Regions from separate parts of the Mus musculus genome. Here region 1 is linked to region 2. The links are chromatin contacts, found by POLR2A ChIA-PET in ENCODE. All regions are on one chromosome and are shown on one strand. The core of a region is the stretch at or near the end of the contact, and the rest is flanking DNA. Distances in the headings are between cores, read along the strand shown.

What was found. ChIA-PET counts read pairs that join two places held with the same protein, here RNA polymerase II (POLR2A).
Region 1: POLR2A ChIA-PET joins it to region 2 with 11 read pairs in Patski. The contact joins the promoter of Rnf11 here to the promoter of Ttc39aos1 in region 2. POLR2A ChIA-PET finds 5 or more read pairs at or near these places in 2 of 5 experiments (Patski and embryonic stem cell).

Annotation. Positions count from the first base shown.
Region 1 is chr4:109,472,771-109,479,390 of GRCm38, reverse strand. It overlaps Rnf11 (ring finger protein 11), which reads left to right and starts at 2,886. Exons shown (of 3, transcript NM_013876.3): 1 at 2,886-3,281. The coding sequence starts at 3,159.
Region 2 is chr4:109,404,344-109,410,290 of GRCm38, reverse strand. It overlaps Ttc39aos1 (Ttc39a opposite strand RNA 1), which reads left to right and starts at 4,034. Exons shown (of 4, transcript NR_131195.1): 1 at 4,034-4,565; 2 at 5,685-5,779. Ttc39a (tetratricopeptide repeat domain 39A) reads right to left here and starts at 3,191. Exons shown (of 18, transcript NM_153392.2): 1 at 3,082-3,191. The coding sequence starts at 3,119.

The DNA of each region.
Region 1 (6,620 bases), core at 1,637-4,136, 70 kb before region 2:
TGTCTAGAATTTCTGCCAAAAGAGAGTGACTAATATTTTAGTATTGAAGTGGCAGTAGGCTAAAGAAACATACCACAGTTCTCTCATCAGGCAGATGGGTCTAAAAGTGTACATTTATGAAAAAGTGATTATATCTTTAGATATCATTTATGATATATATGAAACATGTATGAACTTGTAGGAACAAGGTAAGAAAAATATAAAAGAAAAAGACAGGTAGTGGTGCTTCACTTAAATTCCAGCACTCAGGAGGCAGACAGAGGCAGGTGGATCTCTGTGAGTTCAAGGACAGCCTGGTCTACAGAGTGAGTTTTAGGACAGTCAGGGCTATACAGAGAAACCCTGTCTCTAAAAACCAAAACAAAAAAAGAATAAAGACAGAGTGCTAGATATAGGAGTTCACTCCTGTAATCCCAGCATTTGGGAGGCTAAATGGCGTGGTAATGTGGAACTCCAGGCTCTCCTGGGCTTCTTTCTTAATGGAACTGTCTTTGTTCTGGGAGGAGATATTGAGGAAGGGCTCTCATGTAGTCCAGACTGGCCTGGAATTCATTCTGTATGGGAAAATGATTTCTAACTCCTGATCTTCCTACTTCTACCTTCCAAGTGCTGGAATAATAGATTTGTATCTCTGTGCCCAGCTCAAGGTTCTGTTTTGAAACACATTGGTTGGAGAAAGGGTGTGGTGGCACATACCTTTAGTCCTAGCATTTTAGAGACAGACAGGTAGACCTCTGAGTTTGAGGCTAGTCTGGTCTACGTAGGGAGTTCCAGGACAGCCAGAGCTATATAGTGAGATGCTATTTCAAAAAAAAAATTTTTTTGTTTGATTGAATATAGACTTTTTTTGAGGCAGAATTGTTTGTTTGCTTGTTAAGTAACATTGGCTAGCCTTGAACTAGACATGTTCCTGTCTTGGCTCTAAATGCTTGAATTACAGGCATTCAACAACACCCTTCTCTCTTTCTCTCTTCTCTCTCTCTCTCTCTCTCTCTCTCTCTCTCTCTCTCTCTTTCTTTTTTTGGTTTTCAGGACAGGGTTTCTTTGCTTAGTCTTGGCTGTTCTGGAACTTGTATTACAGACCAGACTGGCCTCGAACTCTCAGAGATCTGCCTGCTTTTTGCTTCCAGAGTGCTGAGATTAAAGGCATGCCTAGTTAAGACCCCCTGCTTTGAACATAGAGTTTGACCTCACTTTGATAGTGATTTTGTGGAATTGGGATTTAAAGGGAAAATGTTTGGGATTTACTCATTAAACACAGTAGTATCTATCAAAAATCCCTTCTGACCCTCACCCAAACGAAATAAACAGAGTTTTCTACAAACATCAGGGGAGGGGACCCTCTAAGACTTTGTTTGTTGTTGCAGGTAAACCCAGGATCTTTCAAGAAAAAAGTCAGGTTTTATGAATCAGTCGCTCTAACATAGGGCCTGTAAATAACAATAAATCAGTCAATGGTGAATAAAACTGGAGATCAAAGTCAACTTCTTGCCTTCTTGATTAAAAAAAAATGGCTGTGGAGAACACTCTCTTCTTGTTCTTCCCTTTGCATATGCTGTTTGAGCATTTGTTCATTCAGCCAAGGAAAGACTCTACTACCTTAGGCAACATGCCAGGCCTTACACAGGGAAGGGACAGAGAACTCAGCTTGATCAACCTGACAGAAAGGCCCTGACTGGGAACTCTGAGTAGGTGACTAACCCAGACTGGAGAAGCAGAAAAAGATTTTCAAGGGAAATGAAATGGAGTCCACGAAGGACTGGTGAGGATAATGATTAGCCCAGCGAGAGGTAAGAGGTCAGGAATACTGTCTGTCTGTGGAAATCTCAGCCAGCGAGAACAGTCTTTGAGAGGACTAGAAGCACTTTGGCCATTTTGGGATTTAGAATTTATAAAAGAGGGGCAGTATTTTGAATGAGATTAGAGATTTCTTCTTTCCGTTTTTTTTTTTTTTCCCGTTTCGTTTTGTTTTGTTTTTCGAGACAGGGTTTCTATGTGTATCCCTGGCTGTCCTGGAACTCACTCTGTAGACCAGGCTAGCCTCGAACTCAGAAATCTGCCTGCCTCTGCCTCCCAAGTGCTGGGATTAAAGGTGTGCGCCACTACTGCTCGGCAAGAGATTTCTTAAGATTATTCTGTGGGTAGTATTGGGAAGGCATATATATATATATGCCTTCCCAATACATATATATATATCCTCAATCATTCAAAGGGTATGGAGGTAGGGGACAATGATGAACACAGAGAGACTGAGAATCAACGGCAAATGTTAGTTTGAGAGGCTTGAATTAGGGAGGTGGGATTGGGAAGAAATGGGCAATCCGATAATCTCATGGCTGTGATGTTGGGAGGGTAGGGCGTGTTCATCACATGAGTTTGGACTTTATTCTTAAAGGATAAAGGAGAAGGAAGCTAAACACCTCAGCTATCTGCCTGGTCCATTCAGATCCGTGCTTACAGACATCAACCCGGCAGACAGCGTGAACAGTCTGAGGACACCGCGCAGGTAAGGTAAGGTAAGTCCGCAAGCTGGCTGCAGCCGGGACATACAGGGGGCGCCGGAGGCAGATGGTCGGGAGACCAACAGCCACACAGCCTGGACCTTAAACTCAGAGCCCAGCCACGCAGTCCAGGAGTCGGACGCGCGCGCCCGGGGCGGGGCCGGAGCACGCACGGCGGCATGACGTAGGCCTGGCCAGCCTCGTTCTGGCCACCGCCGCCGCGCCGAGGCGGAGTAGGATGAGGCCCCGGGCCGCGGCTCCAGCGTCGGCAGGGGCAACAGCAGCTGAGGCAGCAGCTGAGGCAACCGAGACGGCCGCGCCCCCCCCTCCTGACCTGGATTAGGCCCAGCAGCCCGTGGCCGCCGCCGCCCCGCGGGGGGCGGGGTGGGGAAGCGCTCAGTCTTCCCGCCCCCGCCCCCCTCAGGTTCCAGACGCGACCCCGGCGCAGCCCGCGGCCTAGCCTCGCGCCCCCTGTCCCGGGGGCTGGCATGAGCGGCCCCTCGGTGGCGCCGGGGCGCGGGGGAGCCGCCGCCTGAGCCCCGGGCCTGCCGCCTTGGACCCCGCGGCGCCGAGCGAGCTCACCGCCGAGCGTGCGAGAGACCGGGTCACAGCTTTCTTCCTCCCGCAGATCTCAAGCATACACCCCAGCCCCGGAAGATGGGGAACTGCCTCAAATCCCCGACTTCGGATGACATCTCCCTGCTTCACGAGTCTCAGTCCGACCGGGCTAGCTTTGGCGAGGGGACGGAGCCAGATCAGGAGCCGCCGCCGCCATATCAGGTAGGGAGGGTGTGTGTCGGCGTGCGAGAGGAGGCGGCTCGGGCCCTCTGCCCTTGGCCTCCACGGCCTAGACCGGGGGTGGGTGGGGGGGGGGTGGCGTTGACCCCTTCAGGGCTGGCCTTGAGGGTGTCTGCTGCCCGGTTCCCAAATGGAAAAGGGTCCTTCTGGGCATCCCCTTGGGCACGGGTTGAGGACGGTCTTCTGTCCTTGAGTTCAGGAATCGAGTGTGTGATCTTATCCCCTTCGGTGCCTAGTAGTTTAGCTTGTGGAGTTGAGGATGACATGGTTTTCCTGCCTTTATGTCTGAGTTGTGTGATTTCCTCATCAGACTGCCAAGAGGATTACGGGTTTTGCGTAGCTTGTCACCCCCTCCCCCCTTATATTTGTGTTTTCGTTTATGATCCTCCCCACTCTTTTGTTAATTGGCTCTGGTAGAATGTCTTTTTTACCATCTACTTGGGAGGTAGAATTCCAAGTGGCGATTTTGGCCTCAGCTTCATAAAGAGTTACTTGTTTATATATACATATGTGGTAATTTTAAGCTCCACCCCTGTGACACATCTTTTAAATAAGTTGGCTTAATTAAAATTTGATTATCTTGAACTTGAGAGACCTTTCAACCTGACTTGGGAAATGCCATCTGTTACTTAAAGTCCTCTTTATCAAAGACTCCTGAATGGGTCTTTCTAAATGATACATTGAGTAAACTTCTCAGGTGGGCTTTAATACAGTTCTTTAATATTTTCCTGAAGAGAGTTTAGTTTTCTAACTGTGCAGTCTCCTTTGATTTTATGTGGTGACATCATTATCTAGTGTAGTGTTTTCTCAATCCTGTGTAAACCAGTTTCTCATCACGTGGCAAAAAATTGATCATATGAGCTGATTTTCTGACCCCCTCATGTTAGTCAAGTCCCATCTTTACGATAGCCTGGCAAAAGCCTCTATTTTAACCAAACCAGGCTGTTGATAGTTTTGTCTTTGCTCCAGGTGATCTTTATGCTAAGAGCCCTTCCCCCAAGGTTGCCCAGGTGAACATTTAATCCTCTTTAAGGACTCAGCTCAAGTATCTAAAGTACTGACATTACCCACCCTTCTTCCCCGAATTCCTGGATACGTCCCCCATGTACCTTCTACACTTACAAGCAGTACCAGACCTAAAATAATTTAGTGCAGTATCTTTGTTTAGGTAGTTGTGTGTCTCACCCTTGACATATGTGTTCTCCTCCCCTTGTACAAGCTGAATTTGGGACAGTTTCCAGGTGCTTTTATACTCTAGCATCTGACTCATAGTAGATACTCAATAACTGAGATAAATGAAGAATAGAAGCTTTGTCGTCAATATTTCATGCAATTTCTGTCCTATAAAAATTAAGTATTGGCTATATTTATGTGGCCCATTTCTCCCAACATATTTAAATTGCTTCAGGAGCAATACCTAATACTAAATGGAATATGAATATTATCCATAATCAGTAACAGGAATTAAACTGAGAACCCTATGCATTCTAGCAAAACACCACTATAGAACTATAACTCTGCTGTTTAAAAAAAAAAAAAAAAAAAAAACTTATTGTTAGACAGTGACTCAGGAAGTTGACCAGACAGACAAACATTCTGTCCTCCTGCCTCAGCCTCCAGAGTTGGGCCCATTTTTCAGGCTATCTTAACTGTTTTCCTCTCCACTGGATAGCTCCTCTAGAATGAATTTATGTAGGTGACATGAGCAAACTTCTCCCCCAAATCTATGTTCCTTAGCCTCTTTCTAGGAAAATTGGATATCTGACTTGCTGCTTTCTGTTATTCTTACCGTAATTTTAGAGTTATGGGAACTATATTTTTGTCCTTTCCAAAAGGACTAGATCATAATGATGGCTTTTGGTATTTTACCAGTACTTTTTTGGAATGTTATTTTTGACAATGGAAATTGTATTGTGGTTGCCTTTTCCTGAAATGAATGACCCAAATACTGATATGCAAAATTACTATGAATTGCAAGAAAATAGTTACTTTAAAATATGAGACCATAAAAAGAAATATTTAGCTTTGCATGGTGGCTCATATCTGTCATCTTAGTACTTGGAAGGCTGAGTCAGGAGGATTGCTGACATTTGGAGGTCAGTGCTACATACTGAGTTCAGTGCTGGTCTCGGCTATAGAATGAGACCCTATCGAGTTTTTAAAAGAAACCTGTAAATATAATAACATCCCCCTCAAGTCTCTAATATATTACTAATATTTGTTTTACATGATTTGAGAAAGCACCAGTCCATAGTAAATGATTTATAATATTTGGGCTTTTAAAAGGAAATAGTACGTAATGAATATAAAAGCTACAGTAGTATTGATTTGCTTCTGTAAAGAATAGGTGGTGGTACACACCTTTAGTCCCAGCACTCAGGAGGCAGAGGCAGGTAGATCTCTGAGTTTGAGGCCAGCTTGATCTACAGATCAGTTCCAGGATATTAAGACTACACAGAAATAAACAAAACAAAAACCAGGCTGGGCCTGGTACATCAGCTTTCATTGCAGCATTAGGGAGGTGGAGGAAGGGTGGAAGTGGTGGATACTGAGTTCCAGACCAGCCTAGTTGACATGTTGGGTTCCAGGCCAGCCAGGGATAAACAGTGAGACCTTGTCTCAAAAAAGGAACAAAACAAAGAATATGTTCAGTTACAATAGGTCTTTAAATGAAAACTATCTGGTTATAAAGTTAAAGGAGCATAGTTTTTATTCCTTTTCTCCTGTGACAAGTACTTAAAACATAGTTCTTATATTTATGTTGTGCAGTATACAGGTATACCAAGAGCTCTGTAAAGCAAAGATCCAGTTATTTTTACTAACAGTAACCAACAGACTTTATTTGGGCTTGAACGTAAGTCCTCGGTTGGAAGTGTCACTTAGTTGGAAGAGTACATGCTTAGTGTATGAGGCCCTGGGTCTTAATGAGCACTAAACAAAACAGCTTGAAGTAAACACCATTATGGCCAACGTTTGCATGAAGCCCTTAATGTATTGATTCTCATTTTGTTGTTGTTGCTGGTTTCTTGTATTTTTTATTTAAAGATTTTTGAGACAGGGTCTTACTCTGAGACTTAAGCTCCTGACCTCAGCCTCCTGAGTGTTGAGATTACAGATGTGAGCACCAAGCGGTTCTGCTTTCTTTACCAACCTACTAGTAAAGCTCATCCTGCCCCTCCCTATGCCGGGCTCAGCATAGCAGCTGGAGTAGCAGTGGGCCACAGTGCTCCACTAACTCATGGCTCCATAGGAACTAGAATGTCTTACAGTAGCCTCCACATTACATCAACTCTCCCCGGAGACCTTCTGACTGTCCTAAGA
Region 2 (5,947 bases), core at 2,785-5,284:
GCTTGGGTTTCCGATCCTCTTGCCCCTTCCCACGAGCTGGGATTACAGGTTGTGTTCTACCATGCCCAGCTTCACTTGGTGCCAAGGGATCAAACCCAGGGCTCTGTGCATGCTAGACAAGAGCCATGCCAGCTGAGCTCCAACCCCAGCCTGGAGAAAGTTCTTTGATTTTGATAAGCCTCTATTTCCTCATCAGTACAATGGGCTTAATGGTGCCTACACATTCCTACCTGGAATGTGAGGAAAGACTGAGGTGGGAGTACTCAGGAACTATCACTGGATGCTCTTGCCTCATGCTATGCACAGTCCACCACTCTCATCAAGCAGGACAAAAGTAGGAATGGAACAAGCCAGGCTTGGAGGCCCAGTTCTACAGTCCCAGCACCTAGGAAGGCTGAGGCAGGAAGATCTGAATCTGAGGCCAGACGAAGTCGACATGGTGAGATCCTGTCAAAAAGAAAGAGGGGGTGGGGGAAGGGGAGAAGGAAGGGAGGGAGGGGAAGGCTTGAGTGCACACTGTAATTACCAGGGGGGGACCACAGAGGCACACTCCTGTGTACAAAAGACAGCCATACAGGAATGAATACTCTGTGTGAATAGAAGGAGGCAGGAAACCACCCCAGTGTCTAACAAGAAGGATGAGTAAATTAATGGAGTCTTTACACAGGGTGGTGAAGTAGGTGCCAGGGTGAGGGGGACCAGCGTGTGGGCCCAAGGAGGCAAAAACCTCAGAAACCAAACTTTTAGAAAAGTAAGCCACAGATCGGGTGTTTGCTGCAGGCTCTGTTACAGAACACTTGGAAGTAAGAGCAGACTAACCCCCCCCACCCCACGCTGGATTGCTTTTAGATTTTCCCATACTCAGCAGGAGAATAAAAATGGAAAACAATAAACTTAAGACTCAGGCTGGCAATTATCTCTGGAGAGGAAGGTGGTGGGTGGGGGTGTTCCAGAGGGTTTCACTAACAGGACTTCTCTCTTAAAAGGAGGATAGAGAACGTGGAACACAGTATCTGGCAACACAGGGTGACAAGAACCCAGGGCTTTACCACAGAGGCTAGAGGACGGCTTAGTGGTTAAGTGCTGCTCTCATGGAGGGCCAGAGTCTGGTTCCCAGGACCCTCACCGATGGCTCACAACTGCCCATAGTTCCAACTGCAGGGGATCTGATGCCCTCTTCTGCCTACATAACTTAAAAATCAAAATGCCTTAGAATTATTTACCATTCTTCTGAAGCCTTAAAAACATTTCACACACACATACTCACACACACTCACACACACACACACACACACATTGTTTTGTTTTGTTTTGTTTTGAAACAGAGTTTCTCTGTGTAGCCCTGGCTGTCCTGGAACTCACTCTGTAGACCAGGCTGGTCTTGCACTCAGAAAGAAATCCACCTGCCTCTGCCTCCCAAGTGCTGGGACTAAAGGTGTGTGCCACCACTGCCCTGCACATTTCACATTTCACATTTGTTAACTGGGCATGGTAGCACATGCCTGTAGTCCCAGCTGGTGGGAGGTAGGGATGGGACCATGAGGAGTTCAAAGGTCATCCTTGGGTACACAAAGAGTACACCAGCAGCCTGGGCTACAGGAGACCCTGTCTTAACCCACCCTGTCCCCACTGCCAAGAAAGTATTGTTATATGGTAGATAAAACTTTATTACAGTTATACCCAGACAAGATCTGAGTGTTTGTTGAGACTAAGTGTCTACAGATGGAAGCGGGATTTGCTTCTACTTTGGTTTTCTTCTCAAATCCCACAAGGATGGCACTGACCAGAAGCAGGGGACTGGACAAATGGGCCTGTGTGAGCACAAAGATTGGGCCCTCACAGGCATACAGGAACACAGATGTTCTGTTTTTTGTTAGAACTTTGTGCTTACTGGCCTGGAGGCTGGGAGCAGAGTTAGAGGTACCCAGGGTTCTTCCAGGGACTCAGGCACAGCTGTGGTATATAGGCAAGAGGGACGAGTCTGGCTTTCAGCCAGCAAGTCTGGGTTTGTGGATGGAAGCCTTGTTCCATGTCTGCCTTTTCTCCTGAAAACCACGCTTCTAATACTGAAGGGTGGTGTTCGGACAGGGCTGCGCAGAAAGGTAGTCAGCCAAGCTCCGGAGCTTTCAACCCTCAGCAGGAAGAGCGTAGCTAACCCAGCCTCTCTGTGTTTTCCAAAGCAGGAACCAGAAGTCAGGGAGGTTTGGTCAAATGCCTTGACCAAAATTATACAACAGAAAATGATTAGGGGAAAACTTAACAGGTGACTTCCTCCAGCCACGATGTTCCTCAGCACCGAGCTACCATTCTCTCAGACCCACACTAGAGGCTTCCAGCTGGCTGGTGGTTTCTCTCCTCCCTGTTCATCTGTCAGGCCTCAGGCCCTTGGCAAATATTGTCACTAGTCTGAGTCTCCAGGTAGGGCAGGCACCCCTCCCAGCTCACCTGAGCAGGATCTCTCTCTGCCCAGCAACCTCCCAGCAGCCTAGGATCCCAGCAACTGCCCCCTAAGCACTGAAACCCAAACACAGCAGAGCTGCTGACTATCTCCAGACAGCAACTGGCAGTGCCCGGGATCAACCTAGGGGGTCTGACTGTGACTTTGGAGGGGTGGGGGTGGGGCTGGCCAAGACAGCCATGTTGATAGTGACAGCACCCACCTTGACAACCTAGGTTCCTGGTACACCCAATACCCTGGGCCCGAGCACACTTAGAGCCCTTCAAATACCCCAAATATCCCTAAAGGGGATGTCACCAGACAGAGCTGTGTTCAAATCTCACTTTCCACTCTTACCTCCTGGATAATCAAAGTCACTTAAGAGCTATGCCTCAGTTTTCTCATCTGTAAAGAAGGGTGATCGTAACAAGGCCCACCCCATGGGTATAGACTCCATGAGGAGGGAGAGAAAGTTGGGACCCAGAAGGCCTGTGACTGAGCCAGGGTCCCCAGGAGGCAGCGGGGCGCGGGCTGCAGGCTGCGCAGCGGCTGGAGCCGCAGTGCGGTCCCGGGGCTCCTCCTAGGAGGCCCCCGCAGCGTTCGCCCTGCACGGCCCGCGCCCCGAGGCGGCCTCCGCCACTCACCCCGCCGGCAGGTCGCCCGGGCCGCTGGCCGTGGTCATCGCTGCGCGCGCCGGACGCCAGGCGCAGCCCAGGTGCTGCGGCCGGATCCCAGCGACGCGGCGGCCGGGGAGGGGCGCGCCGGGGGGCGGGGAAGGCGACGGGGCCGGGCCGGTCTCGGGCTGCCCACCCGCGCAGTGGGACCATGGCCGCGCCCGCGCAGCGCAGCGCCCGCCCCTGGCGCTGGCCAGGTGGGACCCGGGCGCTCAAGGTCGGCACAGCCTGGCCTTGGAGCATCGGCGCAGACATGGACCGGAGCTGCCAACACCTCCACCCACTCGGGCTGGGAAATTCTCCACCTTCCCTAGGCCTCAGCTCCCGGCCCCACACCTGAGATCTCGCGGTCCAGCCTCACTGCCGGGCCATGTTAGCGGAGAAAGCCTAGCTTCTGCAGACAGGCGTGGACATTCATTCTAACCGCTTGCCCAAACGGGGCCAGTGTTTTGCAAGAGACCAGAAGGCGGGAAAGCGGGCGGGTTAGCACGCACCGCTAGCAGGCAGCTCACACTCTCCTTCTCAAACAATCCCTAAAATTGCCATTTTTTTTTTTTTCAGATGCGAAAACTCGAGCGGTTGAGTTCATGTGACCTGTGTAGAGCCACTCTACAGTAAGTGGCCAGCAGGAACTGCAACTTAGCCCTCCTAACTCCAAAGCTCACACTCAGCCCCTTCTCCCTTTGGCCCCCTCCTCTCTCACTTCCAGAGTGAGTGGTCCATCCCCCAGATGCCCACTTTGCACTTAGACCTGAGACAGGTTCCGAAGAAGCCCACATGATCTTCTAGCAGAGAGCCCTGGCCCATTAAGAGTTAACCGGCCACTACCTCTGGGCCCCAGATGCTCTGGTGACTCATCATAACACGTGGCTGCCATTAGATTAGAGCTGTCCCTTTAGAAAGGCAAGGGACAGGAGGAGGGATTGGCCCTGAGCTCCAGGATGTCAGAAGAGGAAGCAAAAAAGAGCAGCCTGCAAATGCAGCCATGGTGGGAAGGACTTGGATCAGATCCCAGAGGAGCCAGGCAACTTGAGTTTAGGAATAGGGAGAAATGTCTGGGGGATTGCTGCTCTCATCAAGATAACTGCCTGGAAAGACTGTGAGTTGTTTGTTGTTCTTTTTAAAAATATTTTTATGTGTATTAGAGTTTTGCCTGCAGCTATGCCAGAGTGAAAGTGACACATCCCCTGGAGCTGGAGTTACAGACATTGTGAGGCGCCATGTAGGTGCTGGGAATTGAACCTCTGTCCTCTGGAAGAGCAGCCAATGCTCTTGACTGCTGAGCTATTTCCCAGGATGTCCTTATGCTGCTCTGTGTGAGCAGAGGCCAGGCACTGCTATGTGGAAACTATCCCAACTTTGGTAGCCTCACATATGGGCTTGAAAAGACGATGATGGGAACCTGACCACAACAGCATGTACCAGCAACCATTATTTAAGGAACCCAGACGAGGGTGAGTATGTTGGGGAAGGGGGAAGGGGGGGGGAAGGGTCTGTCCGGAGCAGATGGGAGCTGAGCCTTGAGAAGTGCGTTAATGAAGCTGGGAGCAGGTGTGCTCCATGAGGGACCAATATAGACAAAGGCACAGGAGTGGGTAAGGGCACACTGATGAATGCTGGGGTCTGTGGTTCTGAAGAGAACAGTGTAGAGACGAGTGAGTCCTAGGTGATGAGGCTGAAGCCTGTCGCACGCCCCACACAGTCATGTCCTCGGGCATTTGTACATGCTGTTTCTTTTGCCTAGGACACACACTCCTTCCTGGTCACATAATTCATCCATGGAACCAGGGATGGAGCCAACAGCTTATCACTGAAAGGTCTCTCTTCAAAAGAAAAAACAGTCCTTCACAACACTACACACTTGTAACACGTGGGAGGTAGAGGCAGAAGGTGCAGGAGCTCAAAGTTATCCTTAGCTAAGGCTAAGGGCTTCCAGGCTAGCTAGGCTATATGAGAAATGGACAGACAGGGACTGGAGAGATGACTCAGTGGTTAAGAGCACTGGCTGCTCTTACAAAGGTCCTGAGTTCAAATTGCAGCAACCACATGGTGGCTCACAACCACCCGTAATGAGATCTGATGCCCCCTTCTGGTGCTGTCTGAAGACAGCTACAGTGTACTTAGGTATAATAATAAATAAATCTCTGGGCCAGAGTGAGCAGGGCCAACCGGAGCTAGCGGGGCCAATTGGAGTGAGCAGAGGTCCTAAATTCAATACTCAACAACCACATGAAGGCTCACAACCATCTGTACAGCTACAGTGTACTCACATACATAAAATAAATAAATAAATAAATAAATCCTTTAAAAAAAGAAATGGACAGACAGCATGAAAGGTAGCACGGGGGATAGGTAGACACAACAGATTGCTAAAGTAAAAAAATTCAGGGCCTTGTTGGAATGACAGAAGAGGCCAGGTAAGTGGTCCTGAAGCAACTAAGCTCCATTAGTTCTGATTCTACTTAGCCTGGCTAAAAAAAATTCTATTTTTATTAAGAACTTGTATCAGTTCAGATGTCACCTCTCCCAGGAAGTTCCTGGCTGGGTCCCAGACTCTCATCTCTTGCCTCCAGTGAGCAGCCCTAACTCCTGTGGGTGACACTGTGTATGACACGGGGAAGGAGCAGGAAGAGATGCCTGTACGTGACTCTCGTGGACATCTCTCAAGGTACGGTAAAGTCTGATCGTCACTGTGTTTCTGCCTATGGATGGCTGACAGTGAACACTGGCTTCAGGGAGGTCCCAGCTCCCTCTGAGGGAGTCAGCTTAGCAATGGCTGACTCATGTCAAAGGCCACTTACAAGCCACGCATGCTTGTAATCTTGGCCAACCTTCA